Regions from separate parts of the Homo sapiens genome. Here region 1 is linked to region 2. The links are chromatin loops, found by intact Hi-C in ENCODE. Cell type or tissue: heart right ventricle. All regions are shown on one strand. Links, peaks and the distances in the headings refer to the core of each region. The heading gives the core; the rest is flanking DNA.

Evidence for each region. A loop is a pair of places that touch in the nucleus more often than their neighbours do. Peaks named below come from ENCODE experiments on the same cell type or tissue, not always from the same donor. Only the 100,000 strongest peaks of a DNase experiment are listed, where the experiment ranks them.
Region 1: it touches region 2 in a loop (2.5-fold over the local background); 2 of 110 quality-filtered maps call a loop at or near these places.

What each region holds. Positions count from the first base shown.
Region 1 is chr3:100,180,677-100,191,539 of GRCh38, forward strand. It overlaps CMSS1 (cms1 ribosomal small subunit homolog), which reads left to right. Exons shown (of 10, transcript NM_032359.4): 10 at 1-1,056. It also overlaps the pseudogene TMEM30CP. Among named protein-coding and RNA genes, the nearest start is that of FILIP1L, 72 kb to the left of the region's middle. RefSeq lists an enhancer at 5,689-5,983. In heart right ventricle, for the core only: a CTCF peak has its summit at 5,406 (motif pointing left); no DNase peak of the experiment used is centred there; H3K27ac peaks cover 3,568 bases.
Region 2 is chr3:99,838,815-99,849,677 of GRCh38, forward strand. All of the region lies in intron 1 of CMSS1 (cms1 ribosomal small subunit homolog), which reads left to right. FILIP1L (filamin A interacting protein 1 like) reads right to left here. Exons shown (of 6, transcript NM_001387850.1): 5 at 9,481-10,863. All of the region lies in intron 1 of LOC105374010 (a long non-coding RNA gene), which reads left to right. Among named protein-coding and RNA genes, the nearest start is that of HP09053, 20 kb to the left of the region's middle. RefSeq lists an enhancer at 4,681-5,182. In heart right ventricle, for the core only: a CTCF peak has its summit at 4,623 (motif pointing right); a DNase peak (open chromatin) is centred at 5,291; H3K4me3 peaks cover 479 bases; H3K27ac peaks cover 5,349 bases.

The DNA of each region.
Region 1 (10,863 bases), core at 932-8,931, 340 kb after region 2:
TCTCTAGGAGGTTCCAAACATCCCTCATATTCCTGTCTTCTTCTGATCCTTCCAAACTGTTGCAACTTCTCCCCGTTACCCAGTTTCAAAGTTGCTTCCACATTTTTTAGGTATCTTTATAGAAATGTCCCACTTCTCTGGTACCAATTTTTTGTATTCTTCCATTTTTACACTGCTATGAAGAACTACCTGAGACTGGGTAGTTTATAATGAAAAGAGGTTTAATTGACTTCCAGTTCCACAGACTGTACAGGAGGATGGCTGGGGAGGCCTCAGGAAATTTACAATCATGGCAGAAGATGAAAGGGATGCAACCACATCTTGTGGCAACAAGAGAGCAAGAGAGTGAAGGGGGAAGTGCTATACACTTTTAAACAATCAGATCTCTTGAGAACTCACTATCATGAGAACAGCAAGGGGGAAATCTGCCCCCATGATCTAATCACCTCCCACCAGATCCCTCCCCCAACACTGGGAATTACAATTCGACATGAAACTTGGGTGGGGACACAGCCAAACCACATCAGCAGGGTAGTGGTAGAAAGAGCATCAAGTGAATTTGGCCCTTTGTAAACGTATAAAAAGACAACAATATAATTACAGCTGTCTTATTAACTTTTTTTTAAAAACTTTCTATTTTGAAACTTCAGGCTTAATAGAAAAGTTTAAAAAATAGAGAATTCCCATATCCCCTTCCCTGAGCTTTCCCTGTGTTAAATTCTTGTATAACCATAATAGAGTTATCAAAACTAAGAAGTCATCACTGGTACTGTATAATTAACTAAACTACAGAGTTTATTTGGATTTCTCCAATTTTTCCACTAATGTCCTTGTTCTATTCCAGGATTCACTGCAGGATCCCACATTGCACTTACTTAGTTGTTGTATCTTTTTGGTTTCTTCAGACCAGTGACAGTTCCTCAGTATTTCCCTGTCTTTCATGACCTTCACACTTTTGAACAGTATCCATCGTGTATTTTGTAGAATGTCCTTCAATTTGGATTTGTCTGTAATGTTCTCATGATTTGATTAAAGTTATGCATTTTTTGACCAGAATACCACAGAAGTGAGTATGTCCTTCTGGATTTATTATATCAGGGGTACATAATGTTAATATGTCTTATTACCAGTGATGTCAACCTTGATCACCTGGCTAAGGTGGTATCTGCCAGTTTTTTCTATAAAGTTATTATTTTCCCTTTGTAATTAATATCTATTTTAGGGGCAGTACTTTGAGGCTATACAAATATCTGTTTTTCCTCAAACTTTTGCCTGCTAATTCTAGCAAATATTGGTAGTTCTTGCCTGCGACAGCCATTACTGTAATGGTTTTTCTATTTTTCTCATTCCTTCAACATGTGTTACATTTATTACAGAATTCCTCTTTAAGAAAGAATTATCTCCTTTCCCCCATTTCCTTGTTTGTTCAATTATTTATTTACATCAGTATGGACTCATTGATACTTATTTTATTCTATGAGTTATAAGGTAATAGTATTGTTTTTTATTTTTTTGCTCAAATTCACTTTTCTTACTCATTTAAATAATGTTGATTGGTTACCCACTCTGTGCCAAGCACTGTGTTTACAACTTTCATTTATATATAAGCTGTCATGTTTAATCACTGAAATAGTCCCAAAAGAAAAAGTAAGTCACATTGTATAGACAATGAAACTAAATCTGAGAAGGGACATACACTAGTTTAAGTAGCAGAACCAGAAGTCAGACCCAGGTCTCCCATATCCACTTCAAGACACCCAACTTATCTGGAGACTCAAGCATATACAGCAAACGAGATAGGAAAGCAAACAGATGCCATTACTGATATATAAAATTCTACATTCCAATTTTGTGAAATTGTAAATGAGCCTAACAGGCTAGCAAGTCAAAATCCAGGAAATCACACAGGCCTGCACACCAGCACCTTGTTGTTCATGCACCTTGCACCTCTGTGGCCTGAAATCCACACACAGGAACTCAGAGGAAAGAGGAGTAGGTTCCATTCTCCAGGATTCCCACTAGAGTCCAGTAAGTTAAAAGAAAAAAAACCACCACAGAATGAACATTAAGCTATCGCTAAACTTAACCCTATCACTTTCATCCCTTTAACCCTAACAGGTGAGATATTCTTGGCCAATGGTAAGAAAGAAAATGGACCACATACCTTCTCAATAGAGGCATTTAACTTCCTGTCAAGTGACGTCTTAGATTAATGTGGAAAAAAAGCCATCAAGTATGATTGTATCAGAGGAGAGACTTGCAAATTAAGACACTGTGGTCTGTGCTGTCAGAATTCAGACCAATCTGCCAAGCGGCTATTAATTCGCCAAAATATGAGACTATCATGAATATTACATGTGTATATTCATATAATGTATATTTAATATATATTTTTATATTTAGCATATATATTTTCATCCCAGCAGTTAATAGGAAAGACAACGAAATATAAGGCAACCCCAAATATACAAATGTCTGCTAATGCCTGAGAAGGTTATCTACAGTGGTTAAGGAAAAATGAAGACAAGTTAGAAATCACTTTAAAATTTTTCTTTTTTTCCTTTTTTTTTTTTTAAAGATGGGATATTGCTCTGTCTCCCAGGCTGAAGTGCAGTGGTGCCATCATAGCTCACTGCAGCCTCAAACTCCTGGGCTCAAGTGATCCTCCCACCTCAGTCTCCCAAAGTGCTGGGATTACAGGCATGAGCCACTGCACCTAGACTTTGAAATTTCTAGTGATGCCACAATACAACAGCTGTTAACAAATTGTTGTATTGGTATCAATCTAGAACAGTGATTCTCAAACATGGGTAATAGAGGCCGGGGATGCAACTAAACATTTTACAATCTTACAGGACAGCCCTCACAACAAAGAAATATCTAGCCCAAGATGTCAGTAGTGCTGAGAAAAAGAACCCTGTTCTGGAAATATTGAAAGGCAATGCATATGAGGTATATTTGCACATTGAAAGTAGATTTATTTAGAAGAGAGGAATAGATGAATATAAAAGTACCTGGAGAATGTATATCTAGCTGTCTCTCAAGAATATTGTCCCAGAAATATTTGTACTTACTACCTGTGATGGCTAATTTTAATGTGGCAACTTGGCTAGGCCGTAGGATACCCAGATAGTTGGTTAAACATTATTCTGGGTGTTCTGTGATGGTATATTTGCATGAGATTAACATTTAAATGGGTAGACCTGAGCAAAGAGGATTGCCCTTCATAATGTGAGAGGGCCTTGTCCTGTCAGTTGAAGGCCTCAATAGAACAAAAGACTGACTCTCCCCAACCCCCCAAGAGAATTCTGCCTGACTGCCTCCTAACTGAAACATTGGCTCTTCCTGATTCTGTGGCAGCCTGTTGGCCTTCAGACTTGAATTGGGACATCAGCTTTGCAGATTTTGGGCTTTTCAGCCCCATAATCATGTGAGCCAATTCCTTATAATATATATATATATGGTCATATAATCTCCTGTTGGTTCTGTTTCTCTGGTGAACCCTGAGTAATACACTATCTGTGAAGCTCCTTTTAGTCTGGGATTTGAGTTAGTTGGTTTTGTTGTTTTATAAACAGTCTAAGAAATACTATTCTCATTGGTTTTTTGCTGTAATTACCCTCTTGCTAGGCATTATCTATGTAATATAATGCCATCCAATCCAATGTTGGAATAAGTATTTGAATCACAAACATACCCCAATGTTGTGTAGGTCAACCCTGTTCTTATAATCTAATCTCATAGCCTTTTACTGCCTTTTAAACCCAAGCTCTTGACCATGTTTTATTTAGTAAAACAAATGGTAAATGTTAACTAGAAGTGTTCACTGCCATCTCCTCACACAAGGCTGTTTGATACCAACAACCGTACTAGTTGCCACCTCCAAATTAGATTCAAATGTCATGCTGAAAATTTCCCGTTGGTATTTTGCTTTTTATACAGTTTGTAAATGGAAAGCTTTAACTCCGAATTGGAAACTTCCTAGTGTAAGCATTTGCATCAATTTTGTATTCTTTCAAACTAGGTACATTTGCCAAAGTCATTACTTTCTTTGATACAAAAATAGTCCAGGATGGCTTCTCTGACTAATGTAAATTAAAAGGGAAGATTAGAAATTCACATGCTCCCTAATTTTAAAAATTCTAATTCTAAATCCTAAATGCCAGTTTTAAAAGAAGTAATTATTAATTATTAATGGCCTAAGGAAACTAATGTTAGTGGATTTCTAACAAGGGAAAAAACCCAAAACCAGACCTAATACTGTACTTCAATATTGAACATCTCATTGATTATCTTCCTCTTCCTTTCTCTTGTCTCATTTGGGGTACCCCAAAGCATGCACTTAAGACAGCTTAGGAGGAGATGTTTTTAATCCACATTTTCTACTAGAGCCTTTTTTGTGGATGAAAAAGAAATTGGAAGCTGCTGAGATGAGACATCTGTGTTCTACAATTTCCTGTTTGCTGCTCTCTTCCTCATTATCACAAATAGCAAAGTTAGCTATGATCTGAGAGTATTTTTCCAATTTAGTTTATATTCATGTTAAGCAACAGCCACATTTGGAGAAAAGCTGACAGCCCTTTTATTTTTTTTTATTAATCTCCAAGGATTTAGGCAAGTTCCTAAAGATAAATCCATTTCCCCCTCTCAGGAAGGGCTTGCCTTGAATTACTCACCAAATCCCAGAAATAGCCCATCGTGATTGCTTCCTAGTGTCACCAGATGTTGGTTTCTGCAGACCTTGCTGGGGACTATCCATCCTAGGCATGACATTTAACACAAGAACCTTTTTGATCCTAAGTCAGTTATACTCAGTAATGGCTGGTTGGAGACAGCTGAGCTCCTGCTAAATACCAGCTCTGGTTAAGGAATAATCCGGGAAGCAGAAAGACTTTGCAACTTCAAAGGAAGGGTTCACATAATTCATTTCACATTACCATTATGTGGTATTACTATGAGTAAAAATGTTCTAAATGTCCCAAAAGTATCCGAGTCACCTGCAGGACCGAAATGGAGGAGAGAGCACAGCACTGCCTGTCCAGATTACTAGACAACTCTGCCCTGAAGCAGCAGGAGTTACCCATCCACCGGCTATATTTCACGGCCAGGAGAGTCCTCTTTGTCTTTTTCGCAACAGGAATATTCTGCCTTTGTATGGGCATCATCCTTATATTGTCTGCAAGGAGCACTCAGGAAATAGAGGTTTGTCCCATCTTACAATTTGAATGCAGTTTCTGAGAATGTTCAGCTTTGGCACCATACGTGAGAATGGTTAGTTTGAGAACACAGGCCCTCAAGAGGGTATGGATAAGACGGGAACATCCCTGTTTCTGCTGGCAAGCACAGATGGTGACAGAGCCTGTGTAGAGTGGCTTTGTTCATCTCTGCTCCCTCTTGAGGGCAGTTACTCTCATGCCAGTGAGCTCAGACATATTTGTGTACAAGGGATTGACAAAGTTAGAAGCTTTTTTTTTTTTTTTTTTTTTTTTTTCCGAGATGGAGTCTTGCTCTGTCACCCAGGCTGCAGTGCAGTGGTGCGACCTTGGCTCACTGCAACCACCGCCTCCTGGGTTCAAGCAATTCTACTGCCTCAGCCTCCCTAGTAGCTGGGATTACAGACGACTGCCACTATACCCGGCTAATTTTTTTGTATTTTTAATAGAGATGAGGTTTCATCATGTTTGCCAGGCTGGTCTTGAACTCCTGGCCTCATGATCTGCCCGCCTTGGCCTCCCAAAGTGCTGGGATTACAGGCGTGAGCCACCATGCCTGGCTGAAGCTTTCTTTTTTTTTTTTTTTTATGCTGGCAGGGAAGAGAGCAAGTGACCAATAGGGGAAGAAGGAGAGTCAAGGCCACATGACTGCCAGAGACCCATGAGTCATATTGATAAAAAGAGTAAAGTGTCCAAGATACAGATCTTCAATATTGCCCCACATTCAAGCATTGTGTCTTTCCCTTTGCAAATGAACTCCCTCTGAGATCCAGGAAAGACAAGAGCCCAAGTCTTTCTGGCATCTTAAGGATATTTAGCAAAGCTAAGTTCTACTCAGAGTGAGAAAAGCTGGTGCTAAGGGCAGACCTCTCAGGCACAAGCCTTTTGCCAACTTAATAAGCTGTTGGAGGATGAGAATCCCTGAAGCTGGTCTAGAGAGGGAAGACAAGAGCTAGTCTAAGGCTTGATTGGCCATGCCCATATTCAGTCTAATTATTAAGTATATGTTTCATCCATATCAACTCCAGGCAGATTTCTGGACATCCCAGACCGCATGAGCTCCACTCTGCAAGAAGTAACCATGGAAAGCTGATCTATTCCCTCTCCCGACATGGCTGCTGGCAAAATTAAGATTAAGGCCAAGTCTACCAACATTGGTTTAAAATTTATGAGTGTCGCCTGGGTGCGGTGGCTCATGCCTGTAATTCCAGCACTTTGGGAGGCTAAGGCAGGCGGATCACCTGAGATCAGGAGTTCAAGACCAGCTGTGGTGAAACCCTGTCTCTACTAAAAATACAAAAATTAGCCGGGCATGGTGGCACATGCCTGTAATTCCAGCTACTCAGGAGGCTGAGGCAGGAGAATCACTTGAACCTGGGAGGCAGAGGTTGCAGTGAACAAAGATTGTGCCACTGCACTCCAGCCTGGGTGACACAGCGAGACTCCATCTCAAAATAAAATAAAATTTATGAGTGTCTGAAGGTGCCTACAGGTTCTGTTGACTATGCAGATGAGTAAGATGAGGAAGAGTGGATTTGTGCCCTCAATGAGCTGAGAACAGAATAGGTAAAATACTACGTGGTAAGAACAGAGAGCTTAGCCAGCTGCCTCACCACCCTCTTCCTTGCACATTGCCCAGTATGTGATAGGCACACACTTATTGAAAGAATGGACTAGGTCAGATAGTGCGGAACCCAAAGAGGAAAATGTCTTTTCAGGCTCTACTCTTCCTCCCAAAGCACACTGCTCTGTTGCCTCTCTACTTAACATTTTTTCCTCCCCACTTCCAGCTCCCACCGCTTATCTCCCTAGGAATTAAATGACAGCAAGACCTCCAGTGTTATATGTAAACTCCCACCAGGCTCCACCATGTGGCACAGGCAAAATGGCAGGAGGAGATGAATCTTGCCTTGCTGAAGGGGATAGCAAAGGAATGGGCTCACAACGTTGATGTCCATTTCCACGGAGTTCATGCAATTTACTTTTCTACTTTCTTCCTCACCAATCCCTTTCGTTCTGGTTCTTCCTTCCATGTCATTCTTACTCCCTCCCTTGCAAACCTGCCCCCCACCCCCCCACTGTGGAGTGCAGCCTTCACTAAGAGGTGCCCATGCATGAGAAGGTGACCTCATTCCATTACCAACTATTGGCCATGGCCCCTCCACAAACAGAATGCTTTTATCTCATGAAATCTATGGGCATTTTCCAACTAACATTGTTTCTTTAGTTGCTTCAGACAGGATTGCTTCTGACACTTCATTTTTATACTCGAAAACCAGTGTTTCATTAACCAGTGTATCACTGGGTGATAATATAGAGTGCACACTCCAGGCCAATGTGATCAGGCACAAACATCATAGAAAAGACTTCTGAGTTAGCCTTTCCTCTTCTCACTCAGCCCTGGGACACAAGGATGTGCTCTCTCTGCAGTTCACTTTAAACAAGAATAATTTCTGCCTCTCCAAAATTCTATGACGAGCAGACTGTGATCTTTGCTCCATCTCATAGCTATTCATGTACAAGTCCACTCAAGTAGCAAACTGAGGATACCATCATTGCATAGACAATAGATAAGGGATATTTTTTAGGCAAGAAAGCACCATAGATATCAACTACTCAAAAATTATTTGATCATGAAATATTTTCTTGAATACTACATTGATAGAACTCACAAGAGGAATTCATGAAGTAGCATGTATACTACAATGACCTCACAGATCAATTAATTGCTGCATGAAATGATGCTGATGGGCGAAATGTGGACTCTAGAGGTTAAGCACTTAACTCAAGGTCAGAGATTGGCTGAACTAGAACCCCAGTTTCCTCAGTCACCATTCAGTATGCTGTCTCTCCATTGGGATACAGCCCTGTTCTTTAATGCTTTTTATAAATTGAAATGTAGTCTACAAACAGAAATGGCATAAATATTTTCAAAATAATAGTTCAAGCCTTGCTGTGTATTTAAAGAATGATTTAGCTACATATAAGCATCTAAGTACAATGAAGTGTAGCATTTTCACTAGTCTTCAATTTAGTGTTCACACTTCACCTTTGGGCTTCAAAACCCTTAGTAGCTTTACAAGGATGCAAATTCCTTCTGTCTTCCTTGCTAGTCTTCTCTCCAAAAGAATCCTAACTTCTACTAGCACCTTACCCAGGGGAAAGCCACTCCATTGCTTCCCTGCTTCTCCGCACTCCCATAATCGTCTAATCACTCCTCAACACAGTGAGGGCAAGCCAGAAGCAGCCCACTGCAGCATCCAGGACAGCCCCAGGGCCCCTGAGATGAACATTCTTGCAGATAAGGCAGCAGTGCAGCCCTGTGCCCACCCGCCTGAGCCTCTCCTCCTTACTCTTCTAGCTGCATCTTCACAGAATGCAGTGCCTCAGCCAGAGCTCACAGGAGCCACCAATTTGGGACATACTACCTTTTTTTTTCCTTTTTTTAAGGAGTCCATTAAACCATTTTTCACAGAATTTTACTTTTAAAAAACAGAATGCAGCAGCATTTTAGAACCAGAATAATTCAACATACGTCAATAATCTTACATTTTGGAAACACTTCTTTTTCTGTTTGTTCATTTTTAATAACTTCCTCTGGATGCCATGTAGAATAATTCACTAGTATAAATATCTTCCATACAATAGAATGGAAAAACAGTGAAGTGACTTCCCCATAAAGTTGATTAGACTCAGGCTGTAAGCCTAGTTCTCATGAGTCATTGACTAATACCTTCCTAGCAACTGACACCTCTTTATGATCGAGGGTAAAGCTTCATCACAACAGGTTATATAAATAGGCAACAGAAACACCAAACTCTGGGCCAGTGGCAAAATGCTGCCAAGTCCCCAGATGAAAGACTGTGGGAAGGCCCACGCCTCCTGAACATCCCCAGAAATACTGGCCCTGCACAGTGGGCTGCCCCATTCGTGTCCTAGACTCCATGCCCCTGACCCAGACAGGCGGAGACTTGGGTGGACTCCAGATTTGAATTTTAAGGTATGTACCCATGTAACCTTTTAATTAATCATTTTTTTCCTTGCCTGACAGATTAATTACACAAGAATATGTGCAAATTGTGCAAAACTGCGAGAAAATGCCTCTAATTTTGACAAGGAATGCACCTGCTCTATTCCCTTTTACCTTTCAGGAAAAATGATGGTAGGTGAAATTCAAGAAACTCGGTTGACTTTACACTGATCTATTCCTATGTAACACTTAGCAGTAAGTTCACAATTTCCATGAAATGCTTTCCAAAACTGAAAATATGAAACATAAAGCAGGATGGTGGTGGTGAATCCGAAAGATTGTTGAGTTCATATCCCCTCCCTCCTTTTTGAGTATTATTCTCCTCCTTTGTTTCTAAGTTGCAAGATTCTTTACCTATCCAACTTTGTAACATAAATCTTATCTACCAAACAGGTTTTACTCTAAATATCAGCACAGGGACTTTGTGTGAATTTACATTGAATTTAACCACTCATTTTATGGTGAGAAAATTAATGGGCTAAGAGGTGAAGTAAGTTGGCTAAGGTCACATAGTAGGTTGGTGTCAGGGGTCACACACTTGGGGAAACCTTCCTTGGGTCTCCCCAAGTCATTCCACATGTGCAATTATGTAATTCCCAAGGAGAGAGTCTGGCTGTCCAGCACTGTGAGAAATGCCAAAGAAATATTGAGAGAAGTCCCCACTCATGGGCTGATTTAAGTCTCATGTTAGTCAAGTCCTCTGAGAAGCAGATGCCCAGACAGGGTGAGACATCGGAGAGATTTACTGGGTGAAGCCTCTGAGGGGAAATGGGGAAGGAGCAGGAGGAGGTTGGGAGAGCTCTGACCCTTAGAAAGCAGAGGGGAGGAGAGAAGGAAGGAAGGAGGGAAGGAGAGAAGTGAGGAATATTTTTCAGGAGATGATGAGTCTGGTTTAGAACCAGCTGAATTTGAGGTGGGAGCAGGGCCTTGAGATAGAATGCTCAGTGGGCGGCTCAAGAGAAGGCCTCCCTGTACCTAGATTTAGCCCATGTAGAGTCATTTATGAAGGGGAAGGATGGGGGACCGGTTCAGTGTGGAGAATGCTGCAGGGGGGAAAAGTGTAGAGTCCAGAAACAGAACAGGACCTTAAAGTACACTTGAGGAGTTGAAGGAAATCAAATTTTTTGTTTGATTAAGTCTTGACTAACAAGTAAGACTGTGGAGGCCATGAAAAGGCTCCTCTCAGATCTACTGCAGGGAGTGTAATTGAGGGATATCCCCGGCTGCTGTGCTCTGAAATCACCATGTGTTTGCACCAATATCATGATTTCACAGCCACCTCAGCCAGTGGCTGAGCACAGTAGGGACATCGAGGTAGGTCCTTTCCTGGGAGTGGGGACTCTTCTGATGGATGTCCTTGGGGACTTCCTGTCAGCCTTGCTGAAACTTTAAGAATGCATTGTAGTCTTGGCTCTTCCTCCCTCACTCTCTTCACCCTCTCTTGCTGCCCTCCTTCCTTCCTTTCTTCTTTCCTCTCTCCTTTCGTCTTGAGGGCTCAGAATGCTAAAGTTTTTGGGAAAAAAACAAAAACAAAAACAAAAAGTGCTTCAATTCCCATCGATCAGTGTCCTTCAAAACTAAAACAGCAAATGAAGTGTTACCAGCTGCTAACCATTCCCT
Region 2 (10,863 bases), core at 1,444-9,443:
TAAAATAATATTGTATAATGGATTTGTTTTTTGCCCTCTCTTTTATGTTACCTCACTATGCAGAAACCTTCTGTGAAGACACAGAGACTCCCTAGTGCTGTATTCATGGTTCTTCACAATCAACAGGTCTTTGCCCTTTAAGCCTTACCCTGCCCCAACCATCTCAACTTCATCCACATTGCACTGCTCACTGTTCCTTGAATGTTGATTATCTGCCCTCCTGCCTGCCCCCACACCTTTACCTTGTGGGCACCTCTTTGGAGCACCTTTCTTTTTTCTCTATATCCTAGTCTTCCCCATCCTGTATCCCCTGCTCAATTCTCATCTGTTTCTGAAGCCTGATCCCCAAATCCCACCTGAAAGTAACCTGCTCTTCCTCTAAAATCCTGTAGTACTTACTGTCTATATAGTTCCTTCTCTGTGTTGAGCTCTTAGTTACCTTTTAAGCTACCCCTTAACTCCCACCTTTTATTCCAAACTTTAACATCTGCATAGCTGCCTGGCACAATAATGAGCAATATTGCATGCTTCATAAATATTTGTTGGTTCATTCTTGTAGGTGATTGGTTGAGGAATGAAGGAAGCCTGTATCCTAATAGAAGACATTCATGCCTGTGGTGGTTATAAGCTAATAATACACAGGGAATTGCAGCTTCTCAGAGAGGACCTTTTAGAAAGGTCTAAACAGTAGAGAGTTATCTCTTCAATTCTTGGGATTCCTGCTGAAAACCAATTCCCTTCTCCCCCGACTCCATTTAAAGCCAAGGTGGTTGGTTTCTAGACTCTTATTTCTCCCAAGGGCACATGAAAAATGGAAAGCTCTAGTTGACCTGAAAATTCTAGTTTAGAATTCAGGTATCTTTGAAAGAGACAGAAGTATAAAATACTGTAATAATACAAATATAGATGTTCAAGTATGAACATGCTCTCAGCCAGTCTGTCAAGTAAGTGGAAACAATTATGCAACAAAACTCTTCAGTATAGGTTTTTAAAGTTGCTTTGAGGCTTATGTTTCATCAGATTCAAGGTTCTCATCTCTAGACACCAGACATAAGAGTTTTCATATGAGTTGTCAGATTTTTCCCACAGTGTTATATAAGAGTGGAACTCTTATAGAGTCACTTGGTCCATCTCTTTAATGTGGTGATTTTTAACCAGAGGGCGATTTTGCCCTTCAGGGAATATTTAGCCATGTCTGGAGATATTATTGTCACAGTTGGGGGATGCTACATGGTGTGTAAGTAGAAGCCAGGGATGCTCCTAAACATTATACAGTGCATGAACACCTCTTTCTTCCCCACAACAAAGAGTTACCAGGCCAAAACCATTAATAGTCCTAAAGTTGAAAGAATAATGGGGAGAAAAAGCTGATAGGATTAGGGGTAAAAGAAATTAATTCGTAGAATCTTTTTTTTTTTTTTTTTTTTTTGAGACAGCCTTGCTCTGTCGCCCAGGCTGGAGTGCAGTGGCGTGATCTCAGATCACTGCAACCTCTGCCTCCCGGGTTGAAGCGATTCTCCTGCCTCAGCCTCCCAAGTAGCTGGGATTACAGGTGCCCACCACCATGCCCGGCTAATTTTTGTATTTTTAGTAGAGATGGGATTTCACCATGTTGGCCAGGCTGGTCTTGAACTCCTGACCTCATGATCTGCCCGCTTTGGCCTCCCAAAGTGCTGGGATTACAGGCATGAGCTACCATGCCCAGCCAATTCATAGAATCTTAGAGAAGGAAACATCTAGTAGTTTTGACATCTGTAAGTGGAAAAATGAGGAAGAAGTTTAATTTCTGGAGGAAAGAAACTCATGCAGGTTGTTGGCTTATTTATGCTCCAACTTTATTTCCCAAAAGGAATTTTAAATGATTTAAGGAGGGTGGCAAGACTTCAAATTCAGAAGTCATTGGAAGTTAGAACCAGATGTGATCTTAAAGATCACCAAGTTCAATTCGCTTATTTCACAAAGGTTAAATGACTTGTCCAGGGCCTCACAGCTGACTAGAAAAGGCATAAACTAGAACCTGATCTATTTGCCTGCCTCCAGTGCTCCTTCCCCCAATCTTTTCACTTAACTGAGGCTTTGTTAATCTACTGTGGTCTTCCTTAATCTCCAGTTTATTGGTAGAGATTGACAGTTTCCCACTTGATTAAATGTTGTCTGATACTCTTGTTTCATTTCTTTGCCCAGGTTAATAAGCTCTTCAAGGGCAGTGAATCTTTCATCTCCATAATATCTGCCCCAGTGGCAAGTAAGAGGTACACAGTTTAATGTGTCATGATCAGTGGATTGATCGATTGTGTACATGTGATGCTTTGAAGAAAACATATTGCATACTAAGACACTGCGCATGTCACTGAGACACAAGTTTGGTTGCATAAGGATCGTTTCCACTCACTTGATTGACAGATTGGCCCAGAGTATATGTACATTTGAACAATTATATTTGTGTTAATACATTGTACCTTTGTTTCTTTCAAATATATCAAATTATAAACTAGAGTTTTCAGATAAACTGGAGCTTTCCATTTCTACTATGCCTGTGGCAGAAAAATAATGTAGATAACCAACCACCTTTGCCTTTTGCCGGAACAGCAGATAACTCCCTCTATTGTTTAGACCTTTCTAAAAGGTCCTCTCTCGGAAGTCTCAATTCCCTCTGTATTAGCTTGTAACCACCACAGGCATGAATATTCATTAGTAACCTCACCTCCACCTATCCAAAAGCCTCAGGAATGGCTGAGGACGAGGTAGGCTTTGTAGGTCTGTAGGGCTTATATTTGTATATTGTAGTTGTCCAAATATGGCTAGCCTTTAAAGAGCTGAACAAAACAGGCGCAATCCCATCATAAAAATGGGCTAAGGACATGAATAGACAATTCTCAAAAGAAGATATACAAATGGCAAACACACATATAAAAAAATGCTCAACATCACTAATTATCAGGGAAATGCAAATCAAAACCACAGTGCAATACCACCTTACTCCTGCAAGAATGGCCATAATCAAAAAAATTAAAAAATAATAGATGTTGGTGTGGATGTGGTGAAAGGGGAACACTTTTACACTGTTGGTGAGAATGTAAACTAGTACGAGCATGGAAAACAGTGTGGAGATTCCTTAAAGAACTAAAAGTAGATCTATCATTTGATCCAGCAGTCCCACTCCTGGGTATCTGCCCAGAGGAAAAGAAGTCATTATATGAAAAAGATACTTGCATATAAGTGTGTTTATGGCAGCACAATTCGCAATTGCAAAAATATGGAACCAGCTCAAATGTCCATCAGTCAATGAGCGGATAAAGAAAATGTGGTATATATACACCATGGAATACTACTCGGCCATGAAAAGGAATGAAATAATGGCATTCGTAGCAACCTGGATGGAATTGGAGACTATTGTTCTAAGTGAAGTAACTCAGGAATGGAAAACCAAACATTGTATGTTCTCACTCATAAGGAGGAGCTAAGCTATGAGGACACAGAGGCATAAGAATGATACAGTGCACTCTGGGGACTCAGGGGAAAGAGTGGGAGGGGTGTAAGGGATAAAAGACTACACATTGGGTACAGTGTACACTGCTCGAGTGATGGTTGCACCAGAATCTCAGAAGTCAGCACTAAAGAACTTATTCATGTAACCAAACACCACTTGTTCCCCAAAAACCTATTGAAATAAATAAATTAAAACAGGCCAAAAAAAAAAAAAAAAGATGGTCTCAGGTAACCCCTCAAATATCATACCAGGACCATTTGGCTATGAGGAGGAAGAAGAACTCACTAAAATAAGAAAACTAGTTTCAGTTTTTCAAAATATTGCCTCAAATAATAAGATAAGTTTTATTTCTCTTGATCAACAATTTTGACAATGAAATTTTAAATGATGCCACAAATAAAAGTGATTATCCCTGGAATGGCTGACTGCAATGCCAAAGGTTATTCCTGAATACATTTTTATGGTGGCATTCTAACTGTAAAACCTGGTACCTGATGGAATGTTGACAGATTTGTAAGTGCTCCCATGTAAATGGTGTTAATTCATTATCAAATTATGAAGTACTTAGAGGTGTTGGCCAGTTAACTCGCTAGACTCCCTCAAGATTCCTTACCCTACAGCATTGCCTTTGGGGGATGGCTGCTCTGATATATTGACTGCCCAAAAGCCTTACCCTTCTTGATGTACCTTGAGGAATGGAAAGGGTCCATCTGCTGGAAAGGAAAGGGCTTGAAGTTTAAGTAAAATGAATTTAAATGGGGTTTAAGGTTTGAGAACCTTAGTAAACTACTTGTCTTCCTTGCTCTTTCTTGTATTTGCTTCACTGTGCCATAAGTTGAATGGAGTCCTTTGTTTTGGTTCATCTAACTGCCTTATTTAATGTGTGTTCTGGACCCTTCCCAAGAAATGCTACAGATTTAAGTTGAGGGCCTGGGATTGAGAGAGAAACAGACCTTGTAGGTGTCAGACAGCCTACTTTAGCTCAGCCAAAGATTTAGGCATCTATGCTTTGCTACAGTTATAAAACCGGGAATCTTCCCACCCAATAAAATGGAAGTTTTTATTGAGCTTTCCTTTTAAATAAAAAGAAAACTTGGAGAATAAACCTTCTGTTTGTCATGCCAGCCACTAGAGGGTAGAATAGCCACATTTCCTACTACAGATGTAATTTAAAGAGAGGGACTATGGTCAGAATACATTTGCCAGTGCTTGTCAATACAGATGCTTTTTGACTTATGATGGGGTTAGAACCACATAAACCCACTGTGAGTTGAAAATATTAAAAGTTGAAAATATGTTTAATACACCTAACCTACTGAATATCATGGCTTTGCCTAGCCCACCTTAAACATGCTCAGAGAACACTTACATAAATCTACAATTGGGCAAAATTGTCTAGCAACACAGCACACTGTAGAGCAGGGGCCTCTAAACCCTGGGCCACGGACTGGTAGCAGTCCATGGCTTGTTAGGAGCCGAGCGGCAAGCAGAAGGTGAGTGGCAGGCAAGCGAGCATTACTGCCTGAGCTCTGCCTCCTGTCAGATCAGCAGTGGCATTAGATTCTCATAGGAGCACGAACCCTATTGTGAACTGCACATGCGAGGGGTCTAGGCTGAGCACTCTTTATGAGACTCTAGCTAATGCCTAATGATCTGAGTGGACAGTTTCATCCTGAAACCATCCCCCCAACCCCCCGCCCATGGAAAAATTGTCTTCCATGAAAACAGTCCCTTGTGCCAAATTGGGAACTGCTGCTGTACAGTATCGGTTGTTTACCCTCATGATTGTGTGGCTGACTGGGAGCTGTGGCTCACTGCCACTACCCAGCACTGGGAGAGAGTATCTTACAGCATATTGCTAGCCCAGAAAAAGATCAAAATTTGAAGTACCGTTTTAGGGCACAATTAACCAGCAGAAGAGTTTGTTAAAATGCAGCTTTCTGGGCCCTACGCCCCCAGAGGTTCTCATTGGATAGCTCTGAGTGGAACTTAATATCAGGGGATTCTCACACAGGTATCTTGGATTTTACTCTGAGATACGCTGATCTATAAGAGTTTTGGGGCATGCATTTTTGCCTATCTTTTCTCTTGGGATTACAAAGCAAAATGATTATTTGGAGGAAAAAAATCTTAATAACAGAAACCAGGGTATAGGAAAAAGCTAGAGTGTTGGTTAATTTAAAGGTCTTTCCCTGCCTTTGTCTAACATATTTCAAAGGAGACTCACTTTGTAAATATTCAGAATCAAAGAAGCTACTAAAACGTTTTTATTGGGAGTTTTACTTCAACCAGTAAAGACCATAGAATCCTTAGACTACAAATCTCTAAAATTTTTGATAAAATATCCCTTCTATGACCATCTCACAGCTCCCCTAATTTTATCCTTTATGGGTTATGTATGTGGTTTAGCTCTGTGTCCTCACCCAAATCTCCTAACTGAAATCCCCGTTTGGATCGTGGGGTGGTTTCCCCTGCTGTTCTTGTGATACTGAGGGAGTTCTCATGAGACCTGATGGTTTAAAAGTGGCAGTTTCCCCTGTGCACTCTCTCGCTCTCTTGCTGCCAGGTGAGATGTGCCTTAGCTTTTCTTTGCCTCCTGCCATGATTGTAAGTTTCCTGAGGCCTCCCCCAGCCATGAGGAATGGTGAGTCAATAAAACCTTTCTTCTTGATAAATTACCCAGTCTCAGGTATTCTTTATAGCAGTATAAAAATGGACTAATAAAACTGGTGTCATGAAGACCCCAAGCCTAATGTCTTAGCATTGTAAAATATAGTTGTGGAGACCTTACAAAGAGTGTATGTAATTTTATCATGATCTTGATTGAACAAGTATCAAGATTCTTTCTTATGTGTACAGATTCAAGTGTAGTAATGCACAATGTCCTTCTAGTAAGGATGACAATTTTATTTTTGTCAGTGCCCCTAGAGAGCAGTGGCATCCTCCTGGGGAAAGTTTTGCCATTGCTTTTAAATAGAAAAAACATGATAAAATCATTCGAATCTGTGATAGGATTCTACCTTTTAAAGAGTTAAAGAGATAGTGGGAATGTGAGTAAAATGAAACTTCGTTCTGAAGCGAGGACTTAGACCAATGAAAGAATGGTATGAGTTTTTCAGAGAGACGAAAAAACAGTCTATCTTCTGTGAGCCCTCATGGACCAAAGAATACAACCCTCCACCCCCACATATTTCATATGAAGATTTCTGAAGATTTTCCAGTGTCACTTCCTCTTTCCTTCCTGGTTTTTGGGGGAGTTCTATGATTATCTGTCAATGAAAAAGGAAGTTCTGTAATCTTCCAATCTCTTTCTCTCTCTCCTCTCTCACACGCACACAAAAAAATATAAGAAATCTTTTCAAAATTAAAGGCCAGAAATCTACATTGTGTCATTTTAGGTGTAATTCTATAGAAAAAAAGATGTTTTGCAGAAATTATGCTGCCTTTATGAACTTTAATTAGTAACACTTGTAATAATCTACACGTTATTAATCTGTCTCCTAAAATTTATTTTGATGCTGATACAAATTATTATACTGAAGGAATCCTCCCAGTAGAGGTACTTCTAAAAGAGGTATTCCTTGAAAGTTTGGTAAATTTCCAGTTATGTTAGATTAACTACTTAGGAAGCCTCTATATAGTTAAAATCTGGAACAAATGATTAAATGAGAATTTGTGCATTATCATAATAGAACACAAGACTTATGGTGTTAACTTTATTATAGAGAATTTCTGTAGCTCACATAAGAAATTGAATCCTTTCAAAATGGGTGGGCTGATGAATAGCCCAAATTTGGCTCCCAAACTCTATTAGTTACAAGTGTGCCAAGAATGGATTTCTTCCCTCCCCCCGTCCCCCACCAGCACTTGGGACAGCCAAGAGGAACCTGGGGTGATGGGAATCCCTTGGCTGGTTATCTCTGCCTCTTTATCTGTTTCCCCCAGTGCCACACAAGCATGTGTTTTGTTTATGCCATTATGTGACAAAGTTGGGAAGACTTTGTTCTTAAATTCTGATTTCCATTGTTCATAATTTTATGATCAGTTGATCGATGCCTTCCAAAATATTACATGTACCCACTCTCAGTAACTAGAAAAAGATCTCATGAAGCAGCAGCATTATCATTGTCTGTTTTGAAAGAGCTAAAATTAAGTTTGCCATTCCTTCTAGAGTTCTGGCCCAAGGTGACTTAAAAACAGTTTTAATAAACATTTAGACCATCATGTATTTTGTAATACAGTTGGGTCACTGTTGATTCCTAAGATAAATGTGTTTAAACAGAAGCTTTCTCATTCATCAGCAGCCTCAGCTTTCATCCAAATTTATTTAATGATGATGCAAGCCCATAGCGTTGGTGTTGCAGTTCGTCACCATGGAAGTGTTTCTGTCAACAAATCCTCGCTTTACTATCATGAAATTGATTTTGTAGGGGAAAGGAGGATAATTGTGAAAGCTTCCTTTTATTCTTAAAGATCTTCACAGTTTGCCTGGATGTCTAAATGAATTGTATTTAAAATCAATAACTGGCAATAAAATTAACCACACTAAATTAACAATTATGAGGTTAGAAAAAGGGAAATGGCAATAAGCTACTTTGTCTGAAATCGTCGTTTTGGAATGTGACTTGGGGACCATACTTGTAATTTAAATGTTCCCTGAAAGCTGTTGTTCTCTGCTCAGAAGTATGGATTATCCCCAGGGACTCCCATGAGGCAGATATCAGAATTTCTAGGAGGATTCGGCTGAGTTATTCTCATCTATATTGTAAATGGCATAATAATCACAGAAGAAATTCACACTATATTACTTCTTTCAACTAACATACTGTATTTTTTAAATATGCCTTTTCTATAGCTTATGTTCATAACTATCTTTGGCTTTTATTTGCTTGTTTAAAAAAAACTGTAAGAGGTTAAAACAAAAAAAAAAACTGTAAGCTTTTGAATGCAGGCCCCTTATGAACAGGGTAGGTAGCACCTACATTAAGTAATTCAAACTGTTTTGGGAACCCCATAGGAAAAAGAAACAAGAATGACATTTTCTTTTTTTTTTTTTGCTTTGAAGTAGAGTGTTCAAGAGTTTATGTCACAGTGGCTGGTTCCAGATTTGGTTGTAGACATACATGTTCTATGGGAGGTTTGATCTCTGGTAGAAATACAGTCAACTCTTGATTTGTCAATGTAACTATATTTCCAAATGTACTTTCTCTGGCTTCCTATCACATGTCAGAGCTTTTTAATTTTATCATCTGCTTCTATGTGCTCATGAAAACCAAAATTATTCGGTAGTATTTTATTTCATTATTATAAACATTTAAGTTCCTAATGTAGTCTAAGCACTGTGCTGGGCTCTTAGAGATACTGAAATATATCCCAAGCATGAAGTTATGTTTGCTTCTGAAAGATCTTATAGTTCACTTTGAAATCAAAGAGATGTAATTTTTATTTATTTGAACCACTTTTCTCTCCTCTAATATGTGATTAGAAGTTGACCATAAATGGGACATAGGTCCTGTTTGTTTTTAAGGAAGAATTAATAGAGACTATAAGCAAAAGACAAAATTCTATTGTACATGCAGAAATATAACACAGAATGACCAAAAGAAAATTCAGCAAGCAATGGTAAAAATAACAAATTATTTACTGTTTTATAATGTTAAAGTATTTCACCAAGACAAGTTGCAGTCAAATTAAAGTGAGTTATGGAAAATGAAATACATAAAGATGTATTTATACAAGTGCAGACTAAATATTTTCCATACAAGTATGTAAATGAAAAGATATACAGTAAGTGCACACTCGATATGACTATGCAGGCAACAGTTAGTTTCAGATACTCTTGTATAGTTCATGCACAAACCTTCCCAAAGTACGAGTTCAGTCAGTCTTGGGGGATATGGAGGGATGATTAAAAAAGGATTGAGTTCCTTGCAAAAATATCAGTATGGACTGGATGAGGGTGAGCGTGGTCAGTTATATATATTACTTACTGTAATTTGTGATTGTCGAGGAAGAGGTGTGGCTGTTGGTGTGATAGTAATACTGCTGGTGACTTTATTGGTTGTTTTGTTTAGTGCCCCGTTAATTAAGCCTTGAGTTCGGTTATCCTGCAGTGGTGCTGAAGGGCTGGCAGGTCTCACAGGGCTGGCTACAGCTTGCATGTAAGGACTTCCTAAGTGAATGTGGATTTTATTATCCTCAGTAGTTATCACACTTGAGCTATTGCTGTTTGAACGCTGAAACTGCCATGATGACTGCCGGTCTGGGGAGACTCTGAATATCGCATGCTTGGCACTGATTTCTGTTGGTTCTGGGGAGCGTCCCTGCTCAGGAGAGCTAGCTGAACCAGTCACAGCCAAAACCTGAATAGGGGACATTGTCCTTTCTGGAGTTAGAGAACCACAAGACTCTGGGGTCTGTGCTCTGGCAAAGGTTGCCATGGTAATTGGGGACATGCCTTGTTCTAAATTCATGAGGTCTTCGGTAGAGGTTTTGGACTTTACTGGTGTTATGGAGGCGTTTTGGAGGATGGTTATCCTTTGCTTTGGCGTGCCACAGTTCGGTATCACTGCAGTACTCGTGTAAGAGTGAGGACTCTCTGTGGTTGGACTTGTGATTTCAAGAGTGGCTGTGTTTTGTACATGGTCTGGAGTAACCTTTATATGAAGTGGCTGCCCAGGTGTGTGGCTTAGGACTAGATCTCCAGGTTGCACAAAGTTGGCATTGGGTTTAGTTTGCATTTTTCCATTCTGAAGATGGCCCTCCTTGGATTTCATCCAGGGAATCCATAGCTTTCTGTTAACAGGACATGGAGTAGACTGGCTGCATTTGAAGGACAGCACAGATCCCTCATCATTAGGGTCCTCGTCTTGATTCTCACTCTCCTCATATAACTGACCATTGATGACTGCACGTTCCAGAGGAATGAGGCTCTTGTAATCAGGTGGTTCATTGTCTACTGCTTCTGTCTGAACTTCTTTAGAAAATACTTGAGGATCGGAAATTCTTCTTCCATTGAGACTAGGCCTGAGGCTCTTACTGAAATGCCGGTACCTCTCTAACTCCTTAGTGAGGTTTTCAATCTCTCTTCCTAAATCTCTGTTCCTGTTTTCTTGTTGATTTAGTTTTTTTTGCAGGACTGAGTGATCTCCCTGGAGGTGACATATTAGGTCTTCAGTTGCCATGTATTCATGAATTTTCTCTTTTAATGCATCCACTTCTCTTGAGAGGTGCCCTGACTTAGCTTCTTCTTCTTGAAGCCTTTTGAAAAGCCATTGTTCATGGCTGGTCTCTGTCTTTTCTGCTAACTTGTACTTAGCAAGTTCCATTTTAACATGTTCTAGCTCTTTAGATAAAAATTGAGCTTTGTCTCG